Linked DNA regions of Homo sapiens: regions 1 and 3 are each linked to region 2. A link is a loop called in an ENCODE intact Hi-C map of the cell type or tissue named here. Cell type or tissue: CD4-positive, alpha-beta T cell. All regions are shown on one strand. Links, peaks and the distances in the headings refer to the core of each region. The heading gives the core; the rest is flanking DNA.

Region 1 (9,808 bases), core at 3,130-8,129, 710 kb before region 2:
TATAGGTGGTATGACACTGTCTGGCTTCTCTACTTTGAAATTCCACACCAGGTTGATCTTGCCCATGGCTGTGGCTTGAATCTAAAGTCAGGTTCTGGTCTTTTCTGGAATCTGTGCCTAGCTCTTCAATTCTGGGTGACAGAGCGAGACTCTGTCTCAAAAAAAAAAAAAAAAAAAAAAAAAAAAAGGCCAGGCGCGGTGGCTCATGCCTGTAATCCCAGCACTTTGGAAGATGGAGATGGAGGTGGGTGGATCATGAGGTCAGGAGTTCAAGACCAGCCTGGCCAAGATGGTGAAACTCCATCTCTACTAAAAATACAAAAAAATAGCCAGGTGTGGTGGTGTGTGCCTGTAATCCCAGCTACTCCGGAGGCTGAGGTAGGGAATTGCTTGAACCTGGGAGTTGGAGATTGCAGTGAGCTGAGATCATGCCACTGCACTCCAGCCTGGGCAACAGAGCTAGACTCTGCCTCATTATGGGTGTGACATTGAAAAGTGGTACTTTTCAAATGAAATAGAAGAAGATACAGATGTATTATCTCTAAGCATAATTAAAATCCTCTAATCAAGACTGTTAACAGAAAGGTTTACTTAAAAATTATACATTTTTATTAAAAATTTTAAAAATACACTTATCATTTAGACTAACCCACTGAAAAGTCTTAGAAGCATTAAACAAGCCTTCTGGACTCTTCTGTATTGATTTCTAAAGCAAGTTTTTGTTTCATAGCATAACCTGGGTAAGATTTTTGATTGGAGGTATTGATGAGGATTTTCAATTGATCTTCTGTGAATTTGGTGTGATTGCACCTATGATTTGCTGCTACCATCTTGTGTGAAGAGGTGTCTTTGGCCATGATGGAAGAGAGTCCTGGAGGCTGAGCTACTGTCTGGGAGACCACTTACAGCTCATTTTTAAAAAGAAAGGTTGCATATAATACAACATAATTTACAAATCTAAAGCTTATGGTTTTCTGGGCTTTGACAAATGAAAACACCTGTGCAACTTCAACCCTTACCAGGATATGCATGAGTTTCTACCTGAAATCACCAGTATTCTAACAAACAGCTTTGCGTTTTTTGAATTGTTCAGTGCCTGTGAGGATTCCTTACTGCAAGTTTATGAAAAATATATTCAGAAGGCATAGTCTACAATTACTGTTTGGGTAAGTGTTTTCATCAATTGTCTGAATATTTGCTGTGAATTTAAGTATGCTGATTTTTATGTAGTTATCCTCGGAGAAACATTGTGCCATTTTTCGTGTGGAAACCACTTGTAGAATAAACAGAGATTATTACCGCACGGAGTTGGTTGTGATGGGCACGTCTACCTGTGGCTGCCATTTGAGTGGAAGGTGGAATCCGACTCTGGATCATCGGCAGCCTGAGCTGGTACTGGGCTCACACTGACCCTGGGAGTGCTCTATGCGTGCTTCACCTTATGAGGGGTGCAGCAGGAACAAAAATAGAAAAGTGTGCTCTACTTTCACATGTTACCAAGGGACAGAGGATACCACCAAGGAATTAGAAAACTGTTAAGTGAGGATGTATTCTTCTTAATAGCCTTTCAAACAAGGAATTTGAAAACAAGATTCTACTCATCCCACACCAAAATGTAAACAGATATATTATTTTTTATATTCCCAGGATAATTTTGGTTTTACTTAAGCATCACTATTGCCCTGAAATGTCAAGTCAAGTGGAAAAATAAATGCGAATAATCCCACCACTAGCCTCCAGACTTGATGTTTATGTTATTTCCTTTTTAAAATGACCTTTAAAAAGTTATAAATTAGAAACGTGGAAAGTAGAATGGTTTCATGCAAGAAATACTGGAATAAGATCCCTGTTCTGGCCCCAAAGTCTTAGACAAGTCATTCAGCCTTTCTAAGCGTCAGTTCTCCCATCTGGAAAATGTGGGCATTCATCTCTATGGGAGCTTCTAGCTCTGTCAGTGAGTTTCTGAAACTTGCCCAGGAAGGAGCAGCCCTAGTCTGAGTGCATGCTGCCCCTGTGCTTGCCTTTTGCCTCCTTCTTATCCTCGAGGTAGCCTGCAGACTCCTCCTCATTCATCTCCTAAGCCAGTGCTATCTGACGGCAGGGAATATGTTTCCAATTCTGGTCACATCTGAAAGAAATTTTTCCTGGAAGATTACATCTATGACCTGCAAAGCTTTATGCTTCTCTCTGTATTCCAGATCTTGTGTTTTTTTTTTTTATATGGGAAAAGTTACAATTTTTTTTTTTTGAGACAGAGTTTCGCTCTTGTCACCCAGCTGGAGTCCAATGGCGTGATCTCAGCTCACTGCAACCTCTGCCTCCTGGGTTCAAGCGATTCTCCTGCCTCAGCCTCCTGAGTAGCTGGGATTACAGGCACCTGCCACCACGCCCAGCTATTTTTTGTATTTTTAGTAGACACGAGGTTTCATCATTTTGGCCGGGCTGGTCTCAAACTGCTGACCTCAGGTGATCCACCCACCTCAGCCTCCCAAAGTGCTGGGATTACAAGCGTGAGCCACCACACCTGGCACGATTATGTCTTTTTAAATGAGAAAAATTTCTTGAGATCATAAGGGAAAAAAAAAATCCCTAAGCCAAAGTAAGTCAACCAAGAAGAAAATGAAAATGAAAATGAAAAAAATATGTATTTTAAAGAAAGTAAAGTGGACATAGCAGTCACTCTGAAATCTGGGTATAGAACCACCTTCATCTCTAAAGTTTATATTTAGCCAACCACTATTCTAAGCAAGGTTGTGGTAGGAATACCTACCAACTATTGTAGGCCACATGTCACTTAAACAGGCAAAAAGTAAAGCAAAGCCATAATTGTGGTTTGATATTTTGGATATTCAATCTCATTTCAGTATTTGCATGGTCTCACATTTTGGAAACAAAATTGTGGTGATTTCACTTGTCTCTTCATATCATGATTATACTTAAAACTGAGAAACAAATGTAGACTAAAGAAGTAAACACTAAAGGGTGAGATCATGCAAGTTAAACAGATATGCTTTCTCAGGGGAAGGTCACTTACCCATCATGCGCTGATATATTTTTGTGAGCTTATATGGTTCTAGCGTATTTACAACTTGACTAACTTTACATGATTCACTGTGTACTGTAGAATATAATTAAATTGACATTTCCTGGTACAGAATAAATTTGCATATGAGCGAAACAAATGATGAGAATAAATAAGTCTGAGGCCATATAATTCCACTGGTTACCAATTTGTGTCTTCAGCTCTACACCAAAGCAAATATTACAACTCTGAACAAGCAAGCAGGCGAAGAATAGATTTGCTGTAACCTCAGATGTCAAAGAATGCATTTATCTCTGAAAACATTTGTATTTTTTTGTCACATTGTACTTTATTTAAAGGTGGCCACAGCATTAAAGTGTCAGTTCATTTTGTACAACCAGAAATGGAAAATGAGTCAGTCAAGCTGAAGCAGAAGTTTCTAACAAAGTCTAAGGCATAGTTCTATATAACTAATAATAAGGATACAATATTTGGCTTACTGAATTCCCAAACTGAGGTCACTAAAATTTAAGAATATCTACCAAAACTTAAGCGAAATCTCAGAGAAACTTTAAAAATAACATTTTATTTTTGATATTTCAAAATGTTTCAATCAATATTCTGAGCCTAAATGTGCAGGTGAGTGCTTTCTCCATCTTTGCACATGTGAAGTGCGCCTGAACCATAGCCCCATATTTCTCAAACACCATCACACTCATAGAACAGAAAGGAAAGGGTAGTTTCACCAGCTAGCCCCCACAAGCCACTCCCTGGGGTCCTCCCCAGCACCTGCTAAATTTGGGAGGCCTGATTTCAGGGGGGTGGATAATGAACTGGCAAAATAAACCCAAAAGAATCGTAATTACAAAGACCAACTCAGGTTCCAGTTAGACAGCCCATACCAGTGCTTTTGATGTTAGCTGCGGTTAAGGGGGCAGGAAAGGCTCCCACTCTATGGTCCGTGGCGTGGTCAGCTCAGCGCTGCCACCTTGGCGGGCTCCATCTCACCATGACCCTCTCAATCAGGCTGATGGTGTCTCCTTATGCCAAGTGGAAGGAACTTCAATCAAATTCTGACACGACCTGCAAATCCTCTCGGGCCCTGGGCTACTGGTTAGGCCAGTAGGGCTGTGTATCAACCGATTAAACCCATTAATAACTGGCAGCACAGCACGGCCTCCTTCTCAACAAATTACGATGCCGATCCCGGAATCAGCCATCCAGGCCCATGGTCTTTTGTCCTTAAGCTTTCAAAACGCCTCCCCTGCTTCATGCTTTCTAGTCTTGAGGACTTGGCTTCAGCGTGCTTCTGAATTGCCGCTCCCTCTGGTTGACAATTCTTTTTTTTTTTTTTTTTTTTTTAAGACGCGGTCTCACTCTTGTTGCCCAGGCTGGAGTGCGGTGGCGCGATCTCGGCTCACTACAACCTCCGCCTCCCGGATTCAAGCAATTCTGCTGCCTCAGACTCCTGAGTAGCTGGGATTACAGGCGCCCGCCACCACGCCCGGCTAATTTTTGTAGTTTTAGTAGAGACGGGGTTTCACCATGTTTAGGCAGGTTGGTGTCGACCTCCTGACCTCAAGCGATCTGCCCGCCTCAGCCACCCAAAGTGCTGGTATTACAGGCATGAGGTCCCGCGCCCGGCCGACAATTTACACTGTTCTCCAGTTGGGGCGGAGCGGGAGACACTATGGAGCCCACCTCTGCAAGAGGCAAGGCTTGGCGAAAGGCAGAGACCCCAACCATGGGAAGGTGCACTTTGGGCACCGAACTTTAGGGAAAGCGCTCTGGGTCAGGCGTCTCCTCCAGAGTGGTCAGTTTAGAGTTAAAAAGGCCGCCTTCAAAATAGTTTTAAAATCTATACATTTACCCAGACATACACATTTTTCGAGACAGGGTCTTGCTCTGTCTCCCAGGCTGGAGCGCAGTGGTGCGGTCGCAAGCCATCTTCCTGCTTCAGCCTCCCGAGGAGCTGGGACCACAGGCCCGCGCCACCACGCCGGGCTAATTTCATTTCGTTTCGTTTGTTTTATTTTCGTTTGTTTGTTTTGTAGGGATGGAGTCTGACTGTGTTGCCCAGGCTAGTCTTGAACCTCTGGGCTCAAGGGATCCTCCCTCCTCGGCCTCGCCAGGTGCTGGGGATTCAGGCTTGAGCCTCCACTCCCGGCCCTATTAATTATTCTTAATTAAAACATTTCAAGGACGCAGTGTTTGGGGCCAGCGCGGCGTTTGCAGTGGCTGCTCCAGCCTCGAGGCCGCAGGTCACCGCGCGGGCCCCGTGCCTACTGGCCCGGCAGTCCTGCGGGTCAGCTCAGGGGAGTGCTCTGGAGAGCCCTGAGCCCACCTCCTGCGCCCCGCCCAACCTCGGGTCCCCAGGCCCAGCCTCTGACACGCCGCTCCCAGCGCGGCCACGCCACAGCTCCGGGCTGCGCTCCCCCAGGCAAAGGCGCCGCCGGCGCGTCCAGCGCGGCCTCCTCCTCCAGGCGGCGCTTGTGAGTCAATGGAAAAGTCCTTGGCGAACTGAGCAGCCGCCTAGTATATCTCTGAAGCCTCCTGCGGAGACTTCACGGCTTGTCCCAGGAGCTTCTACAACAGCCTGGCATTGAGAGTAGAGTTGTAATATTTTCCGCCAGTTTTTCCCAGCCCGGCCCCGAAGCGTCTGATCTTAAAGTCCACGTATCAGACTCCGGGGGGCGTCCCTGCAAGAGCGCCAGGTCCCCGACACCCACCAGGGAATGAATCTGCGCCCAGGTCCCCGACACCCGCCAGGGAATGAATCTCCGTCCCAGGAGAAGGGCGTGGCGAGGGGAGAAGCAACAACCACAGGACCCGTGACAGTGGCCAAGCCTTAGAGGCCCCGCATGCCTGCCAGGCGCCCGAGCCCACGCAGTCCAGGTTTCCCCATCCGGGCGGGAACCAGCTGTTTCCCCTGCACGGGCGAGGGCGCTGGGGTCACCTCCGCCGACGCCAGGCGTGAGCTCCAGAACCCGCTCCCAACCGCCCGGTCCCGTGAGCGCGGGGAGCCTGGCTCTCGCCTGACAATAAAGAAATCATCACGGACAGAAGGAAAGAGGAGCGAGGCTGGGAAGGGAGCGGCTTTAATCCGGGGTCCGCCCCCTTCAATTCTCCAGCGCAGCGGCCCCGAAAGTGGGGTGGGGACGGGGATTGAGGCTGAGCTCGCTTCTTCCTTGTTTTCCGGGTCTCGCGCCTCTGAAGCGAACTGGGCCTGGAGGGGTGCTGGGGATCGAGGGAGCGGCGTTGGTGGGTGACCGAGGGAAAGGTGGGGCCAGCCCCTGGGCACCGGTCGGAGGAGGATTACGAGGCGGAGCCGCTGCCTGCCCGCGCCTCACCCGCTTGGTCCACCCAATAGCTCCGCTGTAGACTCGCGGCGGCAGGAGCGGCGGGCCAGATGGTGATTACAACCCGGGGCGCTATCCCTTTGGAACCTGACCCCCAACTCCGCTCAGTAACCGGATTTCCGGAAGCCGCGACCTCGAAGCCCCCAGCGTTTCTCCACCGACGGCGGGGCCGGGGCTCCTGGAAGCCTCGGAGCCGCAGCTCCAGCCTGCAGCGCACGCCTTGGCCCCCAGGGAGCAGAGAGGCAGAGTACCCCCCTGCATCCGGAGCATAGCAAGCATGCCCCAGGCTGAGGACCTGCGACTTGGTGGGACTTCGGTGCCCGCCCCTCCGCCACTACAGGGAGCAGAGGCGGCTCTGGAAGTCGGTTTAGTGCGGAGACCGCGACCGGAGGAGCGCAGAACGCTCCTCCCAGCGTCCTGGGCTCCGCAGGCACAATTTTTAAACCAGAGGCGAAATCCGAGTCCCGCCGCCCTCCGGGGAGGGAGCGTGGCCGCCTAGCCGAGCCCCTTCTCTGGCTCCGCCCGCTTTTGCGCCGCGAGGCCGCCTGGTGAGTTCCAGGGCCCTGTGGTCCCCCAGCCGCCGGCGCTCTCGGGTGTCTTTTGGCCGCGGCAGGAACGGAGCTGGGCGCTCAGACGGCGCCGGGGTCGTTTCTGTGCCCCCGCCCGGTGGCCGGAGCCGCAGCCTTGCCCCTTCCCCACTGGGGCAGCGCCTGCCTTTCTCGCGGCCGGACCGCGCCGGAGTCCCAGGCCCCAGGCAGCCCGGGCCGCAGCTGTCATGGAGAAGCCCGGCGCGTACTTGGGGTGCCCGGCAGGAGCCCCGGCCGCCTCGCGCCCTTCTTCTCACCCACGACTGTGGCCGGCGGCGGCCTCTGCTTCCCGGACAAAGCTGGAGATGCTGCTGCGGAGTCGGCCCTGGGACCTGCTTCTTCTCTTGGCTCCGGGGCCCGCAGCCGTCGGGGCCCGGAAGGGCTCCCCGGGGCGTTCCCTCAGGAGCGGTGGCCAGGGCTGATGGGGCGTGTACGACGCGGGACCCCGAGCCCGGCAGCAGCCAAGTATGGCAAGGACCAGCGCGAGCATCTCCCCACTGCGGCCGGGGACGGCGTGGGGTGGGAGCCGACCCGGGACATCCAGGTGGGATCGGCCACCGCTCAGGCGCTGTCCCAGGCGAACGCCGCCAGGGGCAGGCTCAGCACCGCCCAGGCCGCCGGCTCGGTGAGCGCAGAGAGGGGCCCCCGGTTTATGCCAAACGCGTGTCTTCTCCAACCTCCTCCTTAAGCCCCTGTCTCATAGGCTGGTTCCTGTCTCTCTCCAGTAGTTCCTGGGTGCCTGGGAGCAGAGACGGCCCATTCTCCCCAAGCTCAGCTGCAGGCTTCAGTGACCTGGGCAAAGTGCGGTTAACCCTGACCACCTTTTGGGGAGGAAGGCCGGTTGCTCCCCTAGCCTCCACTGTGGCACTAGGAGGCAAGGGTAGCCAAGCTGATCGCCGGTTTCATCTGTACCCACCCCCACCCCCACAGGTGTTGAGATGGGCAGTGACAGGTGGGTTGGCAGCCGGACTGGAGTGGCATGGCTAACTGCCCTGGGCACCATATTCCCTGCCTGTCACCACTCCTGGCTGCCCAAGTAGCAAAGCAAAGTTACAATGACAAGATCCAGAGAGGGGAGGCTCCAGCTGGAGATGGCGCTGCTGTCACAGGCCACCTGAGCAACAATGTGACAGCTTCTCATGGGGGCGGGATCTGTCCCCAGTCCCTACCCCGCCCTGGCTTGATCCTTGTCGGTGTCTATTTCTTTGCCTTGCTCTTATCTCAGCCTGGCTTCCCTTCCAGGATGTCAGCTCTGAGTGTCTCTTGGTCCACGCTTGTCTCCATCTCTCCTTTCTCTTCCCCACTCCCTAAACTCAGGACCCAGTCACTCCTGCTCCTTACACACATACACACCCACACTAACATACATGCACTCTCACATTCACTCTCGTTCCCCCCCCACACACACACTCCCACCCTACCTTAGACAGGAAACAAGTTTCCCTCCCAGAACCCTTATAAAGACCTGTGGGGAATGACCGGGATCTGGGCCCCCCGTAGGTCTGTGAGTGAGCCTGTGTGTGTGCAAAGGTGTGAGCCTGTGAGCATCCATGTGGCTGTGGAATTTAGAAAGCATGTGTGTACACACGTGAGTGTGACAGTGAATTGTTGAGAGTTGAAACTGTACATTTGGGGTCAGTGTGGTCTTGGTCATGTGGGCACACAGGTGAGCTCCGGCTAGGGTGGAGGGATGTGAGTGACTCGGAGTGTGGAAGCTGAGCCCAGGGCAGATGGACAAATACATCCTTTGAGCTCCTATGGAGGCTGCCACCCCATACCTTGCTCACCTACTCCCTCTTTGTCATCCTGGGTTCCGTCAAATCAGGATGGGGTGCAGGAAGGGGGAGTGAAGCTGCTGACCTCTGGGAAGGGGCCTGCACGCTCCTTGGGCCTGTCAGCCACTGATCTGTTCCATGTTCCTATAAATACTTAAAAATCCTAGCTGCTGAGGAGGAAGACATCCTCCACCAGCCAGCTGGGGGTCCTGGCCTGGAAGCTGGTGGGGAGGGAGCTAGGGAGCAAGACACATGGGGGAGGGGAGGGGGGATCGCATCAGCGAGGCTGGCATCAGGGACTCCTGAGTTCCGCTCCTAGTTTTGCCAAAGGTTAGCCTGGGTGCCCCAGTATGTCTTCATCAGGAACTGCAGAGCCAGAAATACCATCTATGCCTCTGTCCCAGGAAGCAGCCCTACCTCTGCCTGAAGAGAGAGACTCCCCCGTCAACAGCCAGCTTTCTGCCTTCTAGTCACGTCTCTCAAGTAGGGGTAAAGAGAGGGGTATTCTTGCTTTTTTTGTAGTGGGGAGCGTCTCACTGTATTGCCCAGGCTGTTCTCTAACTCCTAGCCTCAAGTGATCCTCCTGCCTGTAGCTCCCAAAGCACAACAATTACAGGTGTGAGCTGCCACACCCAGCAGCTTCTTACTCTTTAAACGCCAGACAAAATTCTTCTGGAGTTCCTGGAGGGGATTGTCTCTTTGAACTGAAAATCTTTCCCAGGACACCTTTATCAATCCATCAGGCTCTTTCTGGATTGGAGACAGAAGAAACTGCAGTTCAATGACCCCCTTTGCAAGAGCCCCCTCTGCAGCCGTTGAGGGGAGCGAAAGCATTTTCATCTGGCCTCACCCCCATCTGCAGCCAGCTCTTTCACTTCTGGAGCTGGGCTTGTTGTGATAACCTGGAAGAGGGGGAATTAGTTGGGATGACTCACTTGCTGGAGCCCATCAACACTAGACCAGGCTTGTGGCCAGATGCCTGGTTAACCAGCCCAGGAGAGCTTCCTTTCTCAGGAAGAGAATGATTATTGATCCTCTATACCCATTGCCCAGGACAGTGTCAGG
Region 2 (9,808 bases), core at 2,658-7,657:
GAGGCAATATGTAATGCCTGTGCTCCACAAGCCACCCCAGCTGACTCAACAGGAGTTTTGCTCCAGCTGTCAGAGAGGTGAGCTGGGCCTAAGGCTAGGGTTAGGCTTGCCCAGGAAATGTCTCTCCATTTTCAGGGTTGAGAGAACCTGGTTGGGAGGGAAAGAAATATTACTACCTCTAAGAAAATTATTTTTCTTTTTCTTTTGAGATGGAGTGTCGCTCTGTCGCCCAGGCTGGCGTGCAGTGGTGGGATCTCGGCTCACTGTAGCCTCTGCCTCCCGGGTTCAAGCGATTCTCCTGCCTCAGCCTCCAGAGTAGCTGAGATTACAGGTGCGCGACACCATGCCCGGTTAATTTTTGTATTTTTAGTGAAGATAGATTTTCACCATGTTGGCCAGGCTGGTCTTGAACTCCTGACCTCAGGTGATCCGCGCGCCTCTGCCTCCCAAAGTGTTGGGATTACAGGCGTGAGCCACTGCTCCTGGCCAAGAAAATTATGTCTTAAACACCCCAACGGCCTTTGAATTTTTCTGAATTATTTACTCATTCCAGATACCGAGAGCTTCCCATACTATGCCAATTACCGCAGGTGGCCTTGAGAGATGTGGGTGCTTCCACCATGCTTACTCAGAAAGTAGTTCAGGAAACAGTTTCCTGGATTACCAATTTCTGCCTGACATGAAAGATGAAAACCACTGAACTCCAGAGGGGTGAATGTCCAGGTCATCCCATTCATTAGCTACTCCAGAGGCTGAGGCAGGAGAATCCCTTGAGCCCGGAAGGCGGAGGTTGTAGTGAGCCGAGATAGAGCCACTGCACTCCAGCCTGGGTGACAGCGTGAGACTCCATCTCCAGAAAACAAAACAAAACAACAAAACAAAAACCCTAGCGCGGTGGCTAACGCCTGTAATCCCGTCACTTTGGGAGGCCGAGGGGGGAGGATCACAAGGTCAGGAGTTCGAGACCAGCCTGGCCAACATAGTGAAACCCCGTCTCTACTAAAAATAAAAAGATAGCTGGGCATGGTGGCGCATGCCTGTAATCCCAGCTACTCCAGAGGCTGAGGCAGGAGAATCGCCTAAACCCTGGAGGTGGAGGTTGCAGTGAGCCGAGATTGCATCACTGCACTCCAGCCTGGGCGACAAAGCAAGACTCTGTCTTGGGGAAAAAAAAAAAAAAAAAAGAAAAAGAAAAGAATTCCTCATGAGATCGCTTGAACGCGCGAGTTGGAGGTTGCAGTGAGCCGAGATCACACCACTGCACTCCAGCCTGGGCAACAGAGGGAGACTCCGCCTCAATTAAAAAAAAAAAAAAATTCCTCATGAGACATTAAGAGTTACAGCTCTTTGCCGGGCAGGGTGGCTCATGCCTGTAATCCCAGCACTTTGGGAGGCCGAGGCGGGCGGATCACGAGGTCAGGAGATCGAGACCATCTTGGCTAACATGGTGAAACCCCGTCTCTACTAAAAATACAAAAAATTAGCTGGGTGTGGTGGCGGGCGCCTGTAGTCCCAGCTACTCGGGAGGCTGAGGCAGGCGACTGGCCTGAACCCGGGAGGCGGAGCTTGCAGTGAGCTGAGATCAGGCCACTGCACTCCAGCCTGGGTAACAGAGCGAGACTCCGTCTCAATAAAAAAACAACAACAACAAAAACAAAACAAAACAAAAAAAAAGAGTTACAGCTCTTTTAGAATTTGTCTGGCAGGCTTTCCAGTTTTTGCCAGTGTGAACCCAAAATATCTGAGATAGGCCTCAGTTAATTTAGAAAGTTTATTTTGCCAAAGTTGAGGACACGCGCCCATGACAGCCTCAGGAGGTGCTGATGACATGCGCCAATGTGGGCAGAGCACACTTTGGTTTCGTACATTTTAGGGAGACATGAGACATCAATATATGTAAGATGAACATTGGTTCAGTCCGGAAAGGCAGGACAACTGGAATCAAAGGTGGGACAACTTGAAGGGCAGGTGGCTTCCGGGGTCTTAGGTACAGAAGAGACAAATAGTTGCATTCTTTTGAGTTGCTAATTAGCCTCTTCAAAGGAGGCAATCAGCTTTGCATTTATCTTAGTGAGCAGAGGGGTAACTTTAAATAGAGTGAGATGCAGGTTTGCCCTTAGCAGTTCCCAGCTTGACTTTTCTCTTTAGCTTAGTGATTTTGGTGCCCCAAGATTTATTTTCCTTTCACCCTGGAAAGCCCCTTAAAAACAAAAAACAAAAAACAAAAAACAGTTCTTGGCATTGAAGTCTAAAAAACATTGTTTTTCCGGTCTTCCTGTAGATGACTTAGTAGAGAGTCTTCAGTCTTTCAGTGAGTACCAGAAATCAGTGCAGTCTGCTGCTTGTAATTGAGTACTTCGTGTGGGTCGAGTACTCAGTCAGTACATTTCTAGGGATGGAGGCACCTTGGTCCCATAGACCTCTTTCTGATGGTCCTGCTTGATCCAGGCATAGAAGCTGGGATAGCTGCATGAAAGAATGGATTATGTCACCTTCAGATACACTCCTTAAATGTATGTGTAGATTGTACAACAGCAAGGTTAAAGCTGTATTTTCTGGCAAGTATCTCCACATTTCCCTTTCTTATTTTGAACAACATGACTTGCTGGATCTGCCTGGTAGGGGTATCCAAATGTCATGGATACTTTAGTGCTTGCCTTAATTGAGCATTCTGTCCAGTTGATGCTCATGTTTAATCTCCCTAAAATGTCTTCTCAGTTGGTTTCTGATCTAGTCCTTCCTCTGTAATTATTTCTTTTCTGTCTTGTCCGTGAAGTCTTCTTCCTCTTCCTGCCTCTCATTATTGCTGTTCCCAAGGTATCCAGTCTTTTTCTTTCTTTCTTTCTTTCTTTTTTTAGGTGTAGTCTCACTTTGTCTCCCAGGCTAGAGTGCAGTGGCATGGTCTTGGCTCACTTCATCCTCCGCCTCCCAGGTTCAAGTGATCCTCCTGCCTCAGCCTCCCAAGTAGCCGGGACTACAGGTGTATGCTACCACACCTGGCTAGTTTTTGTACTTTTAGTAGAGACAGGGTTTTGCCATGTTGGCCAGGCTGGTCTCGAACTCCTGACCTCAGGTGATCCACCCACCTTGGACTCCCCAAATGCTGGGATTACAGGCGTGAGCCACTGCACCTGGCCCTTGGTTTGCTGAGACTTTTTATCATCCAGTGGGTATTGAACTTTTAAAAAAAAATTTTTAAGTCAGGTCTCACTCTGTCACGCAGTCTGGAGTGCAGTGTTGCGATCACAGCTCACTGCAGGTAACTCTGACTTCAGTCTCCCAGGTAGCTGGAACTGCAGGTGCACAGCACAATGCCTGGCTAATTTGTTTATTTTTTGTACAGACAGGGTTTTGCCGTGTTGCTCAGGCTGTGAGTTTATTATTATTATTATTATTATTATTATTATTATTATTATTATTATTTTCTGAGATGGAGTCTCGCTCTGTCGTCCAGGCTGGAGTGCAGTGGCTCAATCTCAGCTCACTGCAAGCTCTGTCTCCTGGGTTCACGCCATTCTCCTGCCTCAGCCTCCCGAGTAGCTGGGACTACAGGCGCCTGCCACCACGCCCAGCTAATTTTTTGTATTTTTAGTTAGAGACAGGGTTTCACCGTGTCAGCCAGGATGGTCTCGATCTCCTGACCTCATGATCTGCCCGCCTTGGCCTCCCAAAGTACTGGGATTATAGGCATGAGCCACCGTGCCCGGCCGTTGAATTATTATTATTTTTTTAGCTAATAGACCAGAAGAATGAATTTAATTATTATTGAGATGATTATATTGTTTTATTCTTTTTCAGTGGATTGATTGATATTAACCTATGGATTGAGTTAATTTTATTAATGTTTTGATTTTCAAATGTTAAATCAGCCTATTTTCCAGGAACAAAGTCATATTGTTGCTTTATCCTTTTAAAATATATTCCATGACAAATTGTTAGATATTTTTGTGTCTTTGTTCCTGAAAGAGTCTGTTGTTTTCTTTCTTTCTTTTTTTTTTTTTTTTTTTTGAGACCAAGTTGTCGCCCAGGCTGGAGTGCAGTGGCATGATCTCAGTTCATGGCAACCTCTGCCTCCCGGGTTCAAGCGATTCTCATACCTCAGCCTCCTGAGTAGCTGAGATTACAGGTGTCTGCCACCATGCCCAGCTAATTTTTTGTATTTTTAGTAGATATGGGGTTTCACCATCTTGACCAGGCTGGTCTTGAACTCCTGACCTCAGATGCCACCCGCCTCAGCCTCCCAAAGTGTTGAGACTACAGGTATGAGCCACCATGCCTGGCTGTTATTTTCCTTTCTTAAAAGTCTTTTTTTTTTTTTGAGAAAGAGTCTCACTCTAATGCCTAGTCTGGAGTGTAGTGGCCCTATCTCAGCTTACTGCAACCTTTGCCTCCCGAGTTCAAGCGATTCTTGTGCCTCTGCCTCCCAAGTATCTGGGATTACAGGCAGGCACCACCAGGACTGGCTAATTTTTGTATTTTTAGAGAGACAGGGTTTCACCATATTGGCCTGGCTGGTCTTGAACTCCTGGCCTCAAGTGATCTAACACCACCTTGGTCTCCCAAAGTGCTGGGATAACAGGCGTGAGCTATCACACCCGGCCTCTTCTAATATCTTAATTTTTTTTTTTTTTGAGACAGAGTTTCGCTCTCATCGCCCAGGCTGGAGTGCAATGGCGTGATCTCGGCTCACTGCAACCTCCACCTCCCCAGTTCAAGCGATTCCCCTGCCTTAGCCTCCTGAGTAGCTAGGATTATAGGCGTTAGCCACCACACCCGGCTAATTTTTGTATTTATAGTAGAGATGGGGTTTCATCATGTTTGTCAGGCTGGTCTCAAACTTCTGACCTCAGGTGATCTGCCTGCCTTGGCCTCCCAAAGTGTTGGGATTACAGGCGTGAGCCAACATGCCCGGCCCAGTCTTTTGTTTTTTTTTTTTTTTTTTGAGACAAGGTCTTGCTCTGTCACCCAGGCTGGAGCGCAGTGGTGTGATGATCATAACTCACCTCTCCCTTGAACTCCTGGGCTCAAGCAATCTTCTGATCTCAGCCTCCTGAGTAGCTGGGACTACAGGCATGTACCATAATGCCTGGTTACTTTTTTGTATTTTTTTTAGAGATGGTGTTTTGCTATGTTGCCCAGGCTGGTCTTGAACTCCTGGGCTCAAGTGATCCTCCTGTCTTGGCCTCCCAAAACATCGGGATTACAGGTATGAGCCACTGCCCCCGGCCTTTGTTAGGTTTATATCAATTTTATGCCTGTTTCAGAAAACATGTTTAGTGTTTTCTCTTTATTCTCCATGAGTGCTTGTGTAAGATTGGTGCTATTTATTCCTTAATTGCTTGTAAAATTACAGCAGTGAATTTTTCTAGGGTCTGGCTTTTCTTTATGAATAATTTTAAAATTATAGATTTAATTTCTTTATATTAGGGAAATTATCCTTTAGAACTTGATACAAGTCCTAGTTGTTTGTTTCTACCTTGTCATTTGTCATCCCCAGGTGGGTGGCAGGTGTGTTTGTTCCAGGGCAAAGCTATGTCTCACACACACTAGTTCACATAACCCCATTCAGACCAAAAATTGTTCACAGTTTACTTTGCTTTTTGTCTCTTTATCTCCAAGGTTGGTCTGTAGTGAACTCAAAGCCTTAATTCTATCCCAGTCCTTTTAGTTAAGGTCAGCAGTGACCTCTAGTGGTGAAATCTTCAGTCTTCCTCTTAACATGACTTTCTTTTTTAAAAATTATCTAGTGAATTACTCTTTCTGTTTGTTTGTTTTTGAGATGGAGTCTTGCTCTGTTGCCCAGGCTGGAGTGCAGTGGCACGACCCCAGATTACTGCAACCTCTGCCTCCCGAAGTGCTGGGATTGTAGGGTTGAACTACTATGCCTGAACCCTCTTACGTGGCTTTCTAGCCACGTAATCATTGATTACAGGCACACCTCGTTTTATTGTCCCTTGCTTTAATGTACTTTGCAGATATTGTGCTTTTTTTTCTTTTTTCTTTTTTCTTTTTTTAACAATTAAAAGTTTGTGGAAACCCGGCATTGAGCAAATCTGTAGACAACATTTTTTTTTTTTTTTTTGAGACAGAGTCTCCCTCTGTCACCAGGCTGGAGTGCAGTGGCGTGATCTCAGCTCACTGCAACCTTGGCCTCCTGGGTTCAAGCGACTCTTCTGCCTCAGCCTCCTGAGTAGCTGGGACTACAGGTGTGCACCACCATACCCAGCTAATTTTTGTATTTTTAGTAGAGGTGGGGTTTCACCATGTTGGCCAGGATGGTCACGATCTCTTGACCTCGTGATCCACCTGCCTCAGCTTCTTGAAGTGCTGGGATTACAGGCATGAGCCACTGCATCCGGCCTTTTTTTTTTCTTTCTTTTTTTTTTTATAAATAGAGATAGGGGTCTCATGTTGTCACCCAGGCTGGAGTGCAGTGGCATGATCTTAGCTCATTGTAACCTTGAACTCTTCGACTCAGGGGATCCTCCTGCCTCAGCCCCCTGAGTAGCTGGGACCACAGCCATGCCTGGCTATGCCTGGCTAATTAAAAAATTTTTTTTGGCCAGGTGCGGTGGCTCATGTCTGTAATCCCAGCACTTGGGGATGCCAAGGCGGGTGGATCAACTGAGGTCGGGAGTTTGAGACCAGCCTGACCAACATGGAGAAACCCTGTCTCTACTAAAAATACAAAATTAGCTGGGTGAGGTGGTACATGCCTGTAATCCCAGCTGCTCGGGAGGCTGTGGCAGGAGAATTGCTTGAACCCAGGAGGCAGAGGTTGCGGTGAGCCGAGTTCACGCCATTGCAATCCAGCCTGGGCAACAAGAGCAAAACTCCATCTCAAAAAAAAAAATTTTCTTTTTGGGCCAGGCGGATGGCTCATGCCTGTAATCCCAGCACTTTGGGAAGCCGAGGCAGGTGGATCACCTGAGGTCATTAGTTTGAGACCAGCCTGGCCAACATGGCGAAACCCTGTCTCTACTAAAAATATAAAAATTAGCCAGGCGTGGTGGTGCACACTTGTAGTCCCAGCTACTCGGGAGGCTGAGGCAGGAAAATTGCTTGAACCCGGGAGGCTAAGGTTGCAGTGAGCCGAGATCATGCCACTGCATTGCAGTCTGGGTTTCAGAGTGAAACACTGTCTCGAAAAAAAAAAAAAATTTTTTTTTTTTGGTGGAAACTTGGTCTCACTATGTTGCCCAGGTTGGTCTTGAACTCCTGGCATCAAGTGATCTTCCCATCCCACCTTGGTCCCCCAGAGCTCTGGGACTGTAGGCACGAGCCACCTCACCTAGCCTCACAACTGTTTTTCTTTCTTTCTTTTTTTTTTTTTTTTAGCATGTGCTCATGTTGTGTCTCTGGGTCACATTTTGGTAATTCTTGCCCTATTTCAGACTTTTTTTTATTATCTATTATGGCAATCTGTGATCTGTGATTTCTGTTATTATTATTGTAATTGTTTTGACCGTATATAAGATGGTTAAAATTAACAAATGTTGCCTGTGTTCTGACTGCTTCACTGACTGGCTGTTCCCCTTTCTCTCTCCCTTTCCTCTGGCCTCCCTATTCCTTGAGACACAACAATATTGAAATTAGGGTAGGTAACTACCCTGCAGTGGCCTCTCAGTGTTCCAGTGAGAGGAAGAGTCATACATCTCTCACTTTAAATCAGAAGCTAGAAATACTTAAGCTTAATGAGGAAGGCATATATCAAAAGCCAAGACAGGCCTAAATTAGGCCTCTTGTGCCGAACAGCCCAAATGTAAATGCAAAGGAAAACTTTTTTTTTCTTTTTTTTTTTTTTGTTTTGAGACAACGTCTCACTGTGTCACCCAGGCTGGAGTGCAGTGGCATGATCTTGGCTCACTGAAACCTCTGCCTCCTGGTTCAAGTGATTCTTCTGTCTCAGCCTCCTGGGTAGCTGGGATTACAGGTGTGTGCCACCATGCCCGGCTAATTGTTTGTATTTTTATTTTATTTATTATTATTATTTTTTTTTATTGATCATTCTTGGGTGTTTCTCGCAGAGGGGGATTTGGCAGGGTCATAGGACAATAGTGGAGGGAAGGTCAGCAGATAAACAAGTGAACAAAGGTCTCTGGTTTTCCTAGGCAGAGGACCCTGCGGCCTTCCGCAGTGTTTGTGTCCCTGGGTACTTGAGATTAGGGAGTGGTGATGACTCTTGATGAGCATGCTGCCTTCAAGCATCTGTTTAACAAAGCACATCTTGCACCGCCCTTAATCCATTTAACCCTGAGTTGACACAGCACATGTTTCAGAGAGCACAGGGTTGGGGGTAAGGTCATAGATCAACAGGATCCCAAGGCAGAATTCTTCTTAGTACAGAACAAAATGAAAAGTCTGCCATGTCTACTTCTTTCTACACAGACACAGCAACCATCCAATTTCTCAATCTTTTCCCCACCTTTCCCCCTTTTCTATTCCACAAAACCGCCATCGTCATCATGGCCCGTTCTTAATGAGCTGTTGGGTACACCTCCCAGACGGGGTGGTGGCCGGGCAGAGGGGCTCCTCACTTCCCAGTAGGGGCGGCCGGGCAGAGGCGCCCCTCACCTCCCGGATGGGGCGGCTGGCTGGGCGGGGGCTGACCCCCCCACCTCCCTCCCGGACGGGGCGGCTGGCCGGGCGGGGGGCTGACCCCCCCCACCTCCCTCCCGGGGCGGCTGGCCGGGCGGGGGGCTGACCCCCCCACCTCCCTCCCGGATGGGGCGGCTGGCCGGGCGGGGGGCTGACCCGCCCACCTCCCTCCCGGAAGGGGCGGCTGGCCGGGCGGGGGGCTGACCCCCCCACCTCCCTCCTGGACGGGGCGGCTGGCTGGGTGGGGGGCTGATCCCCTCACCTCCCTCCCGGACGGGGCGGCTGGCCTGGCGGGGGCTGATCCCCACCTCCCTCCCGGACCGGGTGGCTGCCGGGCGGAGACGCTCCTCACTTCCCAGACGGGGTGGCTGCCGGGCGGAGGGGCTCCTCACTTCTCAGACGGGGCGGCTGCCGGGCGGAGGGGCTCCTCACTTCTCAGATGGGGCAGCTGCCGGGCAGAGGGTCTCCTCGCTTCTCAGACGGGGCGGCCGGGCAGAGACGCTCCTCACCTCCCAGACGGGGTCGTGGCCGGGCAGAGGCGCTCCTCACATCCCTGACGGGGCGGCGGGGCAGAGGTGCTCCCCACAACTCAGATGATGGGCGGCCGGGCAGAGACGCTCCTCACTTCCTAGATGGGATGGCAGCCGGGAAGAGGCGCTCCTCACTTCCTAGATGGGATGGCGGGCGGGCAGAGACGCTCCTCACTTTCCAGACTGGGCAGCCAGGCAGAGGGGCTCCTCACATCCCAGACGATGGGCGGCCAGGCAGAGACGCTCCTCACTTCCCAGATGGGGTGGCCGCCGAGCAGAGGCTGCAATCTCGGCACTTTGGGAGGCCAAGGCAGGCGGCTGGGATGTGGAGGTTGTAGCGAGCCGAGATCACGCCACTGCACTCCAGCCTGGGCACCATTGAGCACTGAGTGAACGAGACTCTGTCTGCAATCCCGGCACCTCGGGAGGCCGAGGCTGGGGGATCACTCGCAGTTAGGAGCTGGAGACCAGCCCGGCCAACCCAGCGAAACCCCGTCTCCACCAAAAAAATACGAAAACCAGTCAGGCGTGGCGGTGCGCGCCTGCAATCACAGGCACTCGGCAGGCTGAAGCAGGAGAATCAGGCAGGGAGGTTGCAGTGAGCCGAGATGGCAGCAGTACAGTCCAGCTTCGGCTCGGCATCAGAGGGAGACCGTGGAAAGAGAGGGAGAGGGAGAGGG
Region 3 (9,808 bases), core at 3,095-8,094, 70 kb before region 2:
TAGATTTGATGTATGAAATTTTTAAATTCACACTAAAATACATTACGATTAAAATGAATTATCTTCAACCACCCGTTTTGCTATCTTTTGCTGAGTAATCTGTGCCAGTCATTGTGAAAAAGTCTTTATTTTAAGAAAAAAATTTAGTTAACAAAAAATTTAACAAGTTTCACTTAGCAAAATACACCCAAAAGGAAATCACAGTACAAAGAAAGTTTTAAGTCAAGGCCTCACCAATTCCTACAGTATTAGTATTGTGTCTCAATTCTCAAAACTAACTTTTAAAAAGCTTAAACTTAACCTAAAGGATTTTAAATGAAAATATAAACTAGAATGAACAAACATGAGAAATATTTCTTTGAATCAGGGAGCTAGCACCTTTGAGTTTTCCAAAAAAGCACGTCTCCCCAGTGTGTTCACTGTGATGTGGTGTAAAAGATCCACATTTAACATACTTAAACTACTTAAACTTAGATAACATCACTCTGAAGTATACTACCAAAATGTTAATTGAGAAAAGCTGAAAATAGTTTTAGTTTACTCATTATCACATGCTAGAAGAAAATTTTGCATGAGAAAACACTGAAGAGGTAATTTTTTAATCCAGATTTTTCACAAACTCATGGTGCAAAATGGGTCCCCCAGCTTCCTCTATTATAACTGCTCTTAATTGCTTGTTGGCTGCCTGTGAAAATGATTGAAGTAACTCAAATGTTCCTAACAAAACTAGTCATAGCCACCCATGCTGTTCTGCCCACTGTAGCCGGCCCCGTAACAGCCACTCACTGACTGGCTCTCCAGGCCACTGTAAGTGGCCTGGGCAGCAGACACCCCCATGCCTTGCATCACCTGGCTGCTATACGCCCCATTGCTGGCCCCTGTTGTTGAATTCAAGAAGAGTTCTATATATCTGTGCTGCATATTGGCCCTGTCTTTGGACATAGCTGCCACAGCTTCTTCATGAGTAGCAAACTCAACATCTGCTTCACCCGTCACTCTTCCATCTGGGCCAATCTCAATATGGACTCTCACAGGGTTGAGAGGAGAGAAGAAGTTGTAAATGTCGTTCTCGGTCGCTTTGTACGGCAGGCCCCTCATGTGGACACAGTGGCCTGTGGTGCTCTGCACTGTGAACTCACTGTCGCCGTATCTGTGGTCATACATTCCGGAGAGACAGTAGCTGAGGTCTCTCCCGAACAGGTCGGTGGTGAAGCCGTAGCCATCACTGAGGCCACTGTACTCCTCGTAGCCCCCGTAGCCTGTGCTGTAGGCACCAGGCCTCATCCTTTCCAGGCCTGCCTGCTTCACGATGCCAATGTACCTCCTGGCAGTCCCGGGCCGGTCATAGGGCCCTGGCCGCTGCACGGACATGAACTTCAGAGGGGGATCTGAGTATGACCTAACTTCCTCCTGGCTGCTCTTAAACACCTCAATGTACCTGTGCCCTATCCTCTCCTTGTGTTTCCCTAGAGCCTTCTCAGCTAACTCCTGCGAGGCAAACTGCACGAACGCTTCCCCTGTAATCTTGCCTTCGGGGTCCACAGGCAATGTGATCCCGTTTGGCACAATTTCCAACCCTGAGAAGAACTGAACAATTTCTTCCTTTGTGCATCCAAATGGGAGTCCTCGAAGCCGCACGAAGCCATCGTTGGCGCTGTCGGCACTGTTGGGACCACTGTGCTTCAACACCCAATCCATCTCGGTTCTGTGGGACTTGAACACCTCAATGTACCGGTGTCCCATGCTTTCCCTGTCTTTTTTCAGGGCCATTTTTACATCATCTTCTGATCCAAGTTCAACAAAAGCCTCACCACTCTGCCTGCCCTCTCTAGTGTAGATGAAATGGACACCTGCGGCCCCATCATGAATCGTGCAGTCAGAGAGGAAGTTCTGCACGTCCTCAACAGAGCAGGACCAGGGCAGGCCACGGAGCTTGACCACAAAGCCTTCACCTCCCTCAGGGCCCAGCATCATGGACACTTGTCAGGGTGGGTGTCAGGTGATCTTGGGTGTGGCTTTTTTGTGGCTGGAAAAAAAAAAAAGAAAAATTTATTTAGTATGCAACAGAAATTTTCCCCATTTTACAGACGAGAGAGGTAGCAAGACATTAAGAAATATACCAAATACAATTGAGAGCTAAGAGTTAACTCCAGGTCTCTCAAAAAATTACATTATCAGTCACAGGCAGTTTGAAAAACAAATCAGGAGTTTACAAGACAGGACGATGCATGTGAATGTGGTGCCTTGAACACAGAGAAATGTAAGTTTCAGTCAGTTTAGAGCAAGGGCATTTCCTTGTTATATTTATTCCACATATTTGTCATGATAATATGTGGCAGTTCACCTATAAGAGCTCCTGAGTTGTTCCTCCTAAACTATACGCCTTACATTTGGTAAAATAGTAAATTTAGTAAATCTGCTTGTCTATGGTAGGATACTTTTACTTTCATGAGTAAAAATAAGGGATGGGAACATAGCAGGCTGTTTTTAAACCACAACATAGGGTAAGATTTTCTAGTGTTCTCATCAGCAGTAATGTTGCCAGGATACAAGACAGCAATGGCTTCCACTGTCTATGGAGTTATGATTTTGCTCCTAAATTGTCAATTCAAACTAAATACCAGTCAAGTATGAGGCCAAACTGATGACATATACAGACAAGCAGACAAATTCACCAGCAGACTTAGTTATGTGCACTGCAAATAAATGGAGAAACCAGATCAGATGATTCACAGGTTCACATAAAATATAGCAGAATTGCTGCCTTGTGCTGAAGATCTGGAAGAGGGCATCGGGAAGAAAGGGCAATCGCAAGAGGGCTGAGAAATGCCCTTCCCACCAGGGTGGTACATGGCACCTGAAGTCCAAACTCAGAGTAAGGCCAACCACACACTGGAAGGCAGTCTTCTGAGAAAGAGGAGCAGCTGACCTAGACAGCAGGGTCTATAACATAGTCACAAGCAAGAAAAACACTGCAGTATCATGGGGCCAAAGACGTATTTTTATATGAACACTGTCAAGGGTGACGCTCAAAAAGAGCATAGGAGTATATGGAATTTTTTTTTTTTTTTTTTTTTTTGAGACAAGAGTCTCACTGTCGCCCAGGCTGGAGTGCAGTGGTGCTGTCTCGGCTCACTGCAACCTCCGCCTCCTGGGTTCACGAAATTCTCCTGTCTCAGCCTCCTGAGTAGCTGGGATTACATGCACCAGCCGCCACGCACGGCTAATTTTTTATACTTTTAGGAGATACGGGATTTCACCATGTTGGCGAGGTTGGTCTTGAACTCCTGACCTCAGGTGATCCGCCCACCTCAGCTGCCCAAAGTGCTGGAATTACTGGCGTGAGCCACCATGCACAGCTGGAAATCGAATGTTTCAAAGTGTCATTTTACATCAAGCATAATAGATATAGCTGGTGGCCTTTTCAAGAAATATGGGCTCATCATGTGGGGAAAAAAGCTCCATAAGAAAACCCCACAATTTAAAAAACAGACAAAAAGTAAAGGTAAGTGTAATTTAAGAAAAGGAAAAGCAAATTCATACTAAATAAATGCTCAACTGCACTAGCTTCAGGGAAAATTAGTAATTTTAAAGTTTGATGTAGCCATTGCAGATAATGACATATTATCATACAGTGCTTCATCATTTCAAATTGACAACGTCTAAAAGGATAATTGTGTAAATCTTTCAAATTTACCTGTGTCTACACCAGATTATAAAGATAACAAGATGTGTCTCCTCTCCCAATAACAAGCATAATGGCACAAATGAAACAGAACAGTATGTGATATCCTGAACACATCACCAAGACCAAACACTCGGCATTTACTCACGAACTGTGATTTGGAATGCAAGGGCTTTCAAAGTATACAGCCTAACTAAAAGATGTCACCCTTGCTAATGAGAGTGGAACATGGAAGCCTCTGGGAAGAGAGTCAAGGGGAGCCTAACCTGGATTGCTCATTGCCCACCTCAAATTATTGACTATGTACATAAACTCCATCAACTTTTATAAAATAATCCTGAACGGCAAATGATTGGGCATAAATAATCCTATCCCCAATTCTCAAACTGTGCTTTGGGTCTGCAACAAACCCTGGGGTTTAGCCTCCACCTTAGAAAGTAATGGTCTCCGCCTCCCCAGGGCCTTATCTAAATCCCCTGCATATGGCCACTGCAACATGCTGATCTGGCAGAGCAAGGTCACAGCAGATTCTTCCTCTCCTGTCCACGGAGGGAATTCTGTGCTAACAGTTCAGAAGCTCCTCCTTGGAGAGTCAGGGCAAGTTTGTATTGTGTCTCTTGGGATAATGGGTCTGGGACAGCTCAATTACAGGTGGGGGCTTCTTATGCAATTCCATTCCCAACACTGGGTCAGGCTAGGCACCGCCTGTCCTTTTGTCTTTGACCATACCCTGGTCTTGCTCCTCACTCATGAAAAGTATCTGAAGGCCTCCCTCGAGTTCTGTTCCTAGCCTTAGGTCCAGCCATCGTTCCGGGTAGGGGAGATGAAGCCATAATCCACTAACCATTTTCTCCTGGACTCCTACCTCCAATGATTTCACCATTCCCTGCAGGAAACCCCACCTAATCACATCCTACTCCCTCCACCACAACTGCTATCCCCCTCCTTTGTAGAGACCTTGGCTTCCTTATCCACACAGCCTCTTTCTCTCCTCATTCTTCATAATCCAGCTTAGAGCAAGTATCATTTTACATTCCTTCCTCACAATACATGGAATTCATTCAATGAACTTCTTAACTGTACGCGCCCAGTAAAACCAGAGCTCTGGAAGATTCCAAACAAATATCTGACTACTCCATGGATGTACTGAGTGGCTCAGCTGCACACAGCCAGGCGAAACGGTGCCTCTAAGCTACAATTTCTCAGCCTCAGGACTACTGACATTTTGGACCAGACAGTTCTTTGTGTTGTGGAGGCAGGCCCAGGCACTGTAGGATGTTTAGCTGCATCCCTGGTCTCTGCCCACTAGATGCCAGTAGCACCCTCCACCTCCAGTTCTGACAACCGAATGTCTCCAGACATTCCCAAATGTTCTCTGGTGGCTAATGCTGCCCCCAAGTTGTGAAATACTGTAGAAATCAGGGTGAGGCCAGGCACAGTGGCTCCCACCTATAATCCTAGCACTTTGGGAGGCCGAGGTGGGTGGGACCACTTGAGATCATGAGTTCCAATAGACAAAACCTCTGTCTCGACTAAAAATACAAAAAACTAGCCGGGCGTGATGGTGGGCACCTGTAGTCCCAGCTACTTGGGAGGCTGAGGCAGGAGCATCGCTTGAACCTGGGAGGCAGAGGTTGCAGTAAGCCAAGATCGCACCACTGCACTCCAGCCTGGGCGACAGTGCAAGACTCTGTCTCAAAAAAAAAAAAAAAATTACCTGGACGTGGTGGTGGGCGCCTGTAGTCCCAGCCACTACGGAGGCTGAGGCAAGAGAATCACCTGAACCCAGGAAGCGGAGTTTTCAGTGAGTGGAGATCGCACCATTGTACTCCAGCCCGGGTGACGGAGCGAGACTAACTCCAAAAAAAAACCCACCACACAAGAAAAAAAAAAGAAAATCAGAGTGAACAGCCATAGAGTAAGCGGGCCCTCAATATCGCCCACTGTCCTACCCCAGCACCCTGCTTGTCCAAAGCCCTTCAGATGTCTGGGGCAGCCTTACAGACTCTCACCTCCTCTCCAGCTGGTTGACATTACTCTTGGAAGTGGACTTTGTGAAGTCAAGTCAGAGTCCAGGAGTTTGTAAGCACGTAGTGGGCCCCTTACAGCGGACATCGTGAACAACAGCTCTGCTCTGGGTCCAACCTCACATACCCCGGAGCCATGCTTTCTTCTTTTTTTCCTTTTCCCCTTTCTCCACTGAGCCCTGTCTACTTGGTAATTAAACATGCTCAGTTCTACCCAATCATGTCATACCTCCCCTGTGCCAACTTTGCCTCTAGCTACTTGTTGATTTGTTCAGCAAAATCTTGTCAAAAGGCCTCTACTGTCACTTCCACTCCCCTCCATTAAAACTGCATGATCAAGGCCACGTGTGGTGGCTCACCGCCTGTAATCCCAGCACTTTAGGAGGTCAAGGAGGGTGGATAACCGGAGCCAGGAGTTCAAGACCAGCCTGACCAACATGGTGAAATCCCGCCTCTACCAAAAATACAAAAATTAGCCGAGCATAGTGGTGGACACCTAGGTTGAGCGCAGTGGCTCACGCCTGTAATCCCAGCACTTTGGGTGGCCAAGGCAGGCAGATCATTTGAGGTCAGGAGTTCCAGACCAGCCTAGCCAACATAGTGAAACCCTGTCTCTACTAAAAATACAGAAAAATTGGCCGGGCACAGTGCCTCACACCTGTAATCCCAGCACTTTGGGAGGCTGAGGCAGGTGGATCATGAGGTCAGGAGATCGAGACCATCCTGGCTAACATGGTGAAACCCCGTCTCTACTAAAAATACAAAAATTAGCCAGGCGTCGTGGCGGGCGCCAGTAATCCCAGCTACTCCAGACGCTGGGACAGGAGAATCGCTTGGACCTGGAAGGCAGAGGTTGCAGTGAGCTGAGATCGTGCCACTGCACTCCAGCCTAGGCGACAGAGACTCGTCTCAAAAACAAAAACAAACAAAAAAACTGCATGATCCTACTATACAGATCTCCATGGCAAGAAAAAGAGCAAATGTTTTTATCTTCATCTTACTTAACCATTCTTTCCTGGAAATCCTCTCCCTTTCACTCCTGTTGGCAATTACTGTTGGTTTTCCAGTTAATTCCTTAGACAGTCTCTGAGTCCTTCCTTAACCATTAACTGTAGGGAATCAGGCTTGGGCCCAAGTCCTCTTCTCAGTGGACTCACCTGCTCCCAGGGTCTCCATAATCATCTCCAGGGTCAGGAGATACACAAACCCCCAGTCTTCGGCTCCCTGAAGCCTAGACGGGTAGACACAACTCCACTCCACAGGTTCTCCTCTGTGCCACAACTAAACCTCACATTCTCTCTTCTGTCACACTCCAATAGCAACATGACTGCCCCTACCTGCACCCAGAGGCTCTAGAAGGAAACTGGAGTAATCCTTGACCTTCTCCCAAGCCCTCAAATCCAATCAACTCAACTCCCTTGGGTGATCCCATTCTCCACAGTATCCTCATCCCTAAATCCTATTCAACTCTTCCATTTCCTCAGCAATAAAGGTGCCTCACAGCTCTACCCTGTTCCTAACACGTTGAATGGCAGCCTATGAACTCAGTAATTCTTTTCTTTGTAATGGGAGTTATCAAATTGTCATTTTCTTTCTGTACCTCATATTGTTATTTCTCCTATTCTAATTCCTGTATGTACAAACAGCCAATTCCAGATTACCGATATATCTTTTAAATAAGTCCAAGCATAGGCCGGGCGCAGTGGCTCATGCCTGTAATCCTAGCACTTTGGGAGGCTGAGGCGGGCAGGTCACCTGAAGTCAGGAGTTCAAGACCAGCCTGACCAACATGGAGAAACTCCGTTTCTACTAAAAATACAAAATTAGCCAGGCGTGGTGGCGCATGCCTATAATCCCAGCTACTCAGGAAGGCTGAGGCAGGAGAATCGCTTGAACCTGGGAGGCAGAGGTTGCGGTGAGCCAATGTCGCGTCACTGCACTCCAGCCTAGGCAACAGGAGCAAAACTCCATCTCAAAAAAAAAAAAAAGTTTTCCAAGCACAGTGGCTAGGCCTTACTGCAATCCCATCTACGGCTCACGTGTACTTTTAAAACTCATTACTGTCCTGCATCCAAGTCCTCAGTGGTTTCCCACTGACCTCAGAACAAGGACCACAGGCCCAATGGGGTCCCTCAGGCCTTGCAACTTTTGCCTGCAACACTCTTCTACCTAAGCTCACATCACTTCCTTTTTTCTCCTGGAATGTGGCAAGCTCTCTGCCCCTTCAGGGATGTGACGCACATAGTTGACACTCATGGTTAATTCTCTCCCCAAATATACTCTGTTCAACCTTCTGTCTACCTAAATCCCACTAATCCTTAAGGTCTAAGCTCAAATACACCACCTTTCTCAAAGGTCTTCTCATTATCCAAATTAAGTCTCATGCTCTACACTAACCACAGCACTCTTGTGTTGTTAAAGGGGTCTTAAACCCACAATAGGAGCCTACTGGGGAGAAACTTGTGCCTGTTTTGTTGGCCACCATGACCCCATCCTCAGCACAGACTTGACCCAGCTGGTCCAAGATTAGCCAGGATTAACTGTTGCCCATGTGTAGGGGGGTCAACACCTTCCTCAAGAAGGCAGTGGCCTGGCTAGGCTGAAAAAGACATACAAGCAGCATAAAAAATAAAAACATTTCATAGAAGAATTACTTAAAATGCCTAATCTTTTACATGTCATAAGTGTTTTGCATCAGGAAATGTTTCAGAAGCAAAATTACTTCCTCTCTGAAGGCAAGGCGAAGAGACCATTCCTTTCCAAAACACATGTGTACACTTAAAACACTTACTGCTTATTTTTACTCCAGAATTGGTTTTCTGTTCCATTTCTCAGAAGTCCTAAGGCTTTTCATTAACTAAAACTCAAGCTGAAAAGAGCCCTGTGGTGTCCTGCTCAAGGTTAATGTTAGGGACAAAACTTTTTTCACTCCAGGCTGCTAAACAAATTTGAGTATAACAAATATAAATACTGCAGCTGAAAAGGGGCTCTTCTTAAAATAGCTTACCTTAAAAACAACCACGGATGCCTTCAGTGGGAGACACTTCTGGATGGTAATGAAATGTCCTAAAAAAAAAACAGAGCGATATTGGCTGTGTGGTCTCAGATCCTAGGCACTGGCTCTGGGATCAGAACTCCAGGTAAGGACAGAAACAGCTGGGAAGCCCTTTATATAGCCCGTGGGTTTAAATTAAATCTCACACCCCATCCACCTAACAGCATTTTGGAAGTATTATCTTTTCACAGGGCAATACAGAGCACAACAAAAGGGAAACGCCTTATTGATCTTGATGAGATTTACTCTTGATGAGATTCTCCTGCCTCAGTACCTGGTATTACAGGCGTGCACCACCCCACCCAGCGAATTTTTGTATTTTTAGTAGAAATGGGATTTCAATATGTTGGCCAGGCTGGTCCCAAACTCCTGACCTCAGGTGATCCGCCCGCCTCTGCCCAATTCTAAGTTTGTACACTGAGGACCCTAAGTGCTGGGAGGAAATTTAAATATCGGGGGCAGGGCACTTGGGAGGGAGATGGGTGGGGGAGAAGTGACAACCACAGGGGACTTGACCTTAAGACCCCTCTTTCACTGGGATAGCATGGGCAAGGAGCAAGGGTGCTTGCTAGAAATTGTTCAGTCTGATTTATAGGAACCCCTCTGTAAGCAGTGTGGAGACACATCCAAAAGACACTTTCAGTTTTATTGGGTAACTTCTTTGAAATATGCTTCACTAGAACATACATCATAATCACTAGATCACCAACATCCCAGTAAAAACGCTGCCCCAAAGGACTAGGACACGGGCTGAGGGCTATGGAATTCTGAGAACTAAGCTGCTTGAGTTTTGGAAATGTGGAATTAGTAAAACCAGCTAATTATGCTGAACCTGTTGTCTTAACATGAAGATAATCAAATCTGCCTTGTCTTGCAAACTTCCAGTGATTATTACTTAAGACACTATTGGGGGGGTGTACAAATGGAAAGCATTACATTTATTAGGAAACCTATTCAGGGGTGAAACAGTTTCAAGTACTCTGGAATCAGGTTTTCAAAAGGCTTCAACAATCCGACTTGTTCAAGGATCTAAAGGGTGGA

The links. Peaks named below come from ENCODE experiments on the same cell type or tissue, not always from the same donor. Only the 100,000 strongest peaks of a DNase experiment are listed, where the experiment ranks them.
Region 1: a loop joins it to region 2, with 7 times the contacts of the local background. A loop is called at or near these places in 6 of 110 quality-filtered maps.
Region 3: a loop joins it to region 2, with 6 times the contacts of the local background. A loop is called at or near these places in 95 of 110 quality-filtered maps.

What each region holds. Positions count from the first base shown.
Region 1 is chr10:42,747,833-42,757,640 of GRCh38, forward strand. It overlaps LOC283028 (a long non-coding RNA gene), which reads right to left and starts at 7,371. Exons shown (of 1, transcript NR_136644.1): 1 at 3,352-7,371. It overlaps LOC105378269 (a long non-coding RNA gene), which reads left to right and starts at 7,310. Exons shown (of 2, transcript NR_134498.1): 1 at 7,310-7,593. It also overlaps the pseudogene DUXAP3. RefSeq lists a silencer at 7,929-8,223. In CD4-positive, alpha-beta T cell, for the core only: a CTCF peak has its summit at 5,485; DNase peaks (open chromatin) are centred at 5,509 and 6,629; H3K4me3 peaks cover 1,485 bases; H3K27me3 peaks cover 2,969 bases.
Region 2 is chr10:43,456,393-43,466,200 of GRCh38, forward strand. The region is part of intron 1 of ZNF487 (zinc finger protein 487); the gene reads left to right. It also overlaps the pseudogene RNU7-193P. Among named protein-coding and RNA genes, the nearest start is that of ZNF487, 24 kb to the left of the region's middle. RefSeq lists enhancers at 1-177, 1,551-2,106, 7,845-8,508. In CD4-positive, alpha-beta T cell, for the core only: CTCF peaks have their summits at 5,680 (motif pointing left) and 5,879; a DNase peak (open chromatin) is centred at 5,669.
Region 3 is chr10:43,385,911-43,395,718 of GRCh38, forward strand. HNRNPF (heterogeneous nuclear ribonucleoprotein F) reads right to left here. Exons shown (of 4, transcript NM_001098204.2): 3 at 8,720-8,778; 4 at 1-2,026. The coding sequence starts at 1,974. The coding sequence ends at 727. Among named protein-coding and RNA genes, the nearest start is that of HNRNPF, 18 kb to the right of the region's middle. RefSeq lists enhancers at 817-1,318, 1,319-1,818, 9,427-9,808. In CD4-positive, alpha-beta T cell, for the core only: CTCF peaks have their summits at 5,008 (motif pointing right) and 5,207; a DNase peak (open chromatin) is centred at 4,991; H3K27ac peaks cover 1,372 bases.